Linked DNA regions of Homo sapiens: region 1 is linked to region 2. Evidence: read pairs that join two places in POLR2A ChIA-PET (ENCODE). Cell type or tissue: A673. All regions are shown on one strand. Links, peaks and the distances in the headings refer to the core of each region. The heading gives the core; the rest is flanking DNA.

The links. Peaks named below come from ENCODE experiments on the same cell type or tissue, not always from the same donor. Only the 100,000 strongest peaks of a DNase experiment are listed, where the experiment ranks them.
Region 1: POLR2A ChIA-PET joins it to region 2 with 5 read pairs; 12 of 35 experiments call an interaction of 5 or more read pairs at or near these places.

Annotation. Positions count from the first base shown.
Region 1 is chr2:227,483,714-227,486,533 of GRCh38, reverse strand. The region is part of intron 1 of AGFG1 (ArfGAP with FG repeats 1); the gene reads right to left. Among named protein-coding and RNA genes, the nearest start is that of AGFG1, 13 kb to the right of the region's middle. In A673, for the core only: no CTCF peak of the experiment used is centred there; no DNase peak of the experiment used is centred there.
Region 2 is chr2:227,414,267-227,417,086 of GRCh38, reverse strand. No RefSeq gene overlaps it. Among named protein-coding and RNA genes, the nearest start is that of SCYGR1, 28 kb to the right of the region's middle. In A673, for the core only: no CTCF peak of the experiment used is centred there; DNase peaks (open chromatin) are centred at 846 and 1,356; H3K27ac peaks cover 2,495 bases.

The DNA of each region.
Region 1 (2,820 bases), core at 272-2,771, 69 kb before region 2:
CAAAAATAAACTATATAATATAAAGCACTCTTATATGAACTGGTTGGCAAAATGTAAGTTAATAAGGCAGTAGGAAATTAATATGTATACAGTATCTAGACTGGCACTTTACATATTTAATCTCATTAATTTCTACTTCCAACAGTATGGCAAACTGAAAAGGCTCCTCTACTACAATATGATAGTCCATAAATTACCCCCCGAAAACCCTACGACTATTAACATACTATTGAACTTTTCAGAAAGGGAAATCTCTAAGGATCCCCCACCCCACAGAAAAGAAAGACAAAAAATTAAAAATTAAGCTGAAACCAGAAATGTGTCCCATGTTATACACAAGAAGCAATGTTGTTCAGAAAGCAAGTGCCAACAATAGCCAAGGCGAGATGAGAGAGCTCAACCTCAGATATCTCTCTTAAGTTAAACCTAAGACCCTGGATGGGAAATAAAATACCTTCAGGTTACATAGGATCCTAGGATCCCATGAACACGCAAATTCTCTCTAAAGGAATGCATTTTCAATTTAAGCTATCAAGATTTCCAAATATTAAGTTCAATAAAATATGAGGCTGCAGTAAAAATTATCGCACAAAAATGAAACAAACCAATGAGCTTGAGTCAGTAAATGCAAAAGATTAACACCACCTCCCTCCAAGACTAGCTATCTGAATTACCAGTTACGAAATATAGTATATAGGAAACATTAAATGAAAGATGGAGTAAAAATGAGCAGGAAATATGTAATTATCAGAATGAGGCAAATTTAAAAATCAGAATTTTCAGAAATGAAAAATTATAAATGTGGAAATTAAAAATTCACCAAATCAGGTAGAGAGCAGATTAGACATAACTAGAGAGAATTAATGAACTGGAAGGTAACACTGAAGTGATAATGACTGAGATTTTTTTCAGATCCAATAAAAGTCATGCATCTACAGATATAAAAAGCACAGCTCATCAAAATCTGGATAAATAAAATCCAATTTAAAAACAATTTGGGCTGGGTGCGGTGGCTCACACCTGTAATCCCAGTACTTTGGGAGGCTGAGGCAGGTGGATCACCTGAGGTCAGGAGTTCCTGGCCAACCTGGTGAAACCCCATCTCTACTGGAAAAAAAAAAAAAAAAAAATTAGCTGGGCATGGTGGCGGGTGCCTGTAATCCTAGCTACTCAGGAGGCTTAGGCAGGAGAATCACTTGAACCTGGGAGTTGGAGGTTGCAGTGAGCTAAGATCACGCCATTGCACTCTAGCCTGAGCGAGACTCTGTCTCAAAAAAAAAAAAAAAAAAAGAAACGATTCGGTGAAACTTCAAAGACAGAGAAGATCTTAAAAGCAACTGGAATGAAAATATAGGGAACAAAATTTGGCTCGTAGTAGACTTCTCAATGGAAGGGAGAAGACCATGGAATATTATCTTCAAGTGGTAAGAAAAAATAACTTGTGAATCCAGCAAAGCTATGTTTGAAGTATAAGATCAAAATAACAGTATCTTCAGATAAAAAACAAAACAAAAAAACCCACTAGGCTAGGTACGGTGGCTTATGTGTGTAATCCCAGCACTTTAGGAGGCCAAGGTGGGCAGATCACCTGAGCTCAGGAGTTCGAGACCAGCCTGGCTAACATGGTGAAACCCCATCTCTACTAACAACAAAAATACAAAAATTAGCCGGGCATGTTGGCGCACACTTGTAATCCCAGCTACTGGGGAGGCTGAGGCAGGAAGATCACTTGAACCCAGGAGGCAGAGGTTACAGTGAGCCAAGATCGTACCACTGCACTCCAGCCTGGGTAACAGAGTGAGACTCCATCTCAAAAAAAAAAAAAAAAAAAAAAAAAAAAAAAAACAAAAAAAAAACTAAGAGATCTTCATTAAAGAAGCTTATACTGTATATACTTTAAGAAGAAAAATGACCCAAGAAAGTCTTGAGATGCTAAGGGGTAAGCAAACTGTAAACTGGCAAATCTAAACAAATATCATCTTATTACAGTAACATCCAACTAACAGAAGGAAAAAAGGGACAAATAATATGTTTACCAACAATAACACTTAAATGAGCCAGGCGCGGTGGCTCACACCTGTAATCTTAATCCCAGCAGGCGGGTGGATCACTTGTGATCAGGAGTTCGAGAGCAGCCTGGCCAACATGGTTAAAACTCCATCTCTACTAAAAATAGAAAAATTAGCCAGGTGTGGTGGCAGTCCTCAATCCCAGCTACTCAGGAGTCTGAGGCAGCAGAATCACTTGAACCTGGGAGGCAGAGGTTGCAGTGAGCCGAGATCACGCCACTGCACTCCAGCCTGGGCCACAGAGTAAAACTCCGTCTCAAAAAAAAAGAAACACCACTTAAATGAAACTACTTTGTATTTTTAAAGACCTTGTATTAACAGAAGATTAAAATACTGATTAACTCTGGAATGTTAATATCAATAGTACAATTTCAATTGTGACCATAAAAGAAAATGGAGGGTGGGGGTAGGGGGGAGGGATAGCATTAGGAGATATACCTAATGTTAATGGGTGCAGCACACCAACATGGCATGTGTATATATATGTAACAAACCTGCACGTTGTGCACATGTACCCCAAAACTTAAAGTATAATAAAAAAAAGAAAACGGAATTCCACAAGTAAAAGGGAAAAATCAAAACAAAACCAAAAAAACTTGGCCAATTTTTTAATTAAACATGCATGTGCCATACAACCTAGCCCTAGATATTTACCCAAGTGAAATGAAAACTTACGTTCACCCAAAAACTTGAGCATAAACATTTACAGCATTTCCATTCATATATATCAAAAACTAGAAACTCCTCAAAC
Region 2 (2,820 bases), core at 134-2,633:
AAAACAAATGGAGATTCAAGAGGCGAGGCATTTATGGAGAAAAGATTTGAAGAAAAAAGAACACAGAGATGGCAAAGCTTGTATTTTTAGTATCCCTTCATCTGTTCCTTGGCAACTCCTATGTGAAAAGTGGCAGAGACAGAGTCAGGAAGCCTCGCTCCAGGTTTAGAAAACATTGTCAGGGTGGCAGAAAATCTAGTCCATTCCTTCCTGCTGACCCAACTCAGTCAACAGTTCCTTGCTTGGGAACATGAGGTTCAGATGCTGACATTTTTAAACAGCTGTGGCTTAAATAACCCCAAGAATTTCAGTATCCAGAAATAAAGGGAAGAGAAAAACTGGGTATGAGACTGGGTAAGTCAGATACAGCCACAGAAACGCACGGGGGAAGACCACACCTGGAAGCAAGGTTTTGCCATGAGGAATGATGAACACCAGTGAGTTCAGACTAATTTCGACCTTCACCCTTGCCCTTCACCCCTGCCCTTCACCCTGGCCATGGAGTCTCACCAGAGCAGGAGTCATTAACAGGGGTCCTATGGTGGGGTCCAAACCACAGGCAAAAAAAAAAAAGAAAAATCTGTGTTTTTATTTTTTTTTATTTGAATTAGTTGCCAAGATTTAGAAATTAGGAAATTTCACATCAAATCTGGATTTCCGGCTTCTTGTGAAAAAGCAGAAGATTTGGGAACAGCTGGCCTATGTTTCCTCATAACCACAATGGGCTGGGGGCGGTGGGGCGGAGGACGGTGTTTTCTCTGCCTAACTGGCTTCACTCCTTAACCCACGCTCCTGGACCTGCAGACACCGGTATTGGCAACCCTTGTGTCTCTGGGCACTACCCTGAAGAGGCCTTCAAGGAAATGAAGCTGACTGTGACGGCTGACTTCTGCAATATATTTCTGAGAGGATAAAATTATACTAACGAGCCATTCTGTTGAGTAGAAATCGAAGCTTCCTGGAGCTTCTCAATGATAAGCTCAAACAGTGAATGTCACAATACTATAATTGTCTTGGGTGATGTAAAGATACAAGGGCCAGTTATACATAAGACCAATTGTTCCTCTCTTTGCTCTGATCTGTTTGGCCCATTCTATATCATGTATATATCTGGGTCACATGTCCAAATGAAGGTAGGTTTTATCCACATTTATAAATGATTATGAGTTTACCAAAACTCAAAATAAGAAAATGTTGCTGCGAGAAATGGTCTAAAAAATTGGCTGAATTATGAAATTTGTACTTATTTGAAATACCATTTCCTACTGACATTTCCCTTCCGGCTGCCTTGGCATTAATGTAAGAATTATTTATGACTCAGCATTTCCCCACAACAGCTGCCCACAGGGCAGAGCATGAACTGAAGAAAAGAAAAGAACCATGCTGACTTTACTGTTTGAGCTCCAGCCCTCCTGGCTGAGGGGAGGCAGCCTGCTCTCAGGGGGTAGGGCAGGGAACAGGAGTCACTGGTGCTGACTGGGGTTCAAATCCTGACTCTGGGATGTACCAGGTATATGACCTTGAAACAATTGTCTGTATCAGGGATTGGCGAATCATTTCTTTTTCTCTTTCTTTTTCTTTCTTTCTTTCTTTTCTTTTTTTTTTCTTTCTTTCTTTCTTTCTCTCTCTCTCTCTCTTTCTTCTTTCTTTTTTTTTTTTTTTTTTTTTTTTGAGACAGGGTCACACTCTGTAGCCCAGGCTGGAGTGCAGTGGCACGATCATGGCTCACTGCCGTCTCAGCCTCCTAGTTTCAAGTGATCCTCCTGCCTTAGTCTCCTAAGTAGCTGGGACTACAGGTGCATGCCAGCATGCCTAATTTTTTTTTTTGGTTGGCGGGGGCGGGTCGTGGGTATTTTTTTGTAGAGATGGGGTTTTGCCATGTTGCCCAGGATGATCTCAAACTCCTGAGCTCAAAAGATCCACCAACCTTGACCTCCCAAAGTGCTGGGATTACAGGTGAGCTACCATGCCTAGCCTTGGCAAACAATGTCTGTGGAGAGCCAGCTACTGAATATTTTTGGCCTTGCTCACCATACAGCTTCTGTTGTAACTACTCAACTCTGCAACTTGTGTAGTGCAAAAATAGCCAATGGGCTGCTAGGGCTGCCATAACAAAGAACCACAGATTAGGTGCCTTAAGCAACAGAAATTTATTTCCTCACAGTTCTGGACGCTGGAAGTCCGACAACAAGATATTGGTAAGGTTGGTTTCTCCTAAGGCCTCTCTCCTTGGCTTGCAGATGGCCATCTTCTCCCTGTGTCTTCACGTGGCCTGCCTTCTGTGTCTGTCTGTCCTAATCTCCCCCTCTTTATCAGGATTAGGGCCCACCTTAATGACCACATTTTAACTTATTCACCTCTCTAAAGACCCTATCTCTATCTCCAGATACAGTCACATTCTAAGGCACTGGAGTTAGGACTTCAGCATATTAGTTTGGGAGGGACACTATAGTTAATAATAATATTGTATTGTGGCCGGGCACAGTGGCTCACACCTATAATCCTAGCACTTTGGGAGGCTGAGACAGGAGGATTGCTTGAAGCCAGAAGTTCGAGACCAGCCTAGGCAACATTGTGAGATTCCCGTCTCTACAAAAGGTATAACATAAATTTAAAAAGAAATTAGCCAGGTGTGGTGGCACAAAACTGTAGTCCTGGCTACTCAGGACACTGAGGTGGGAGGATCGCTTGAGGCCAGGAGTTTGAAGCGGCAGTGTGAGCTGTGACTGTCACTGCACTCCAGCCTGGGCAACAGAGTGAGACCCTGTCTCTAAGAATAATAATAATTATAATAATAATGTACTGTATACTGGAAATTTG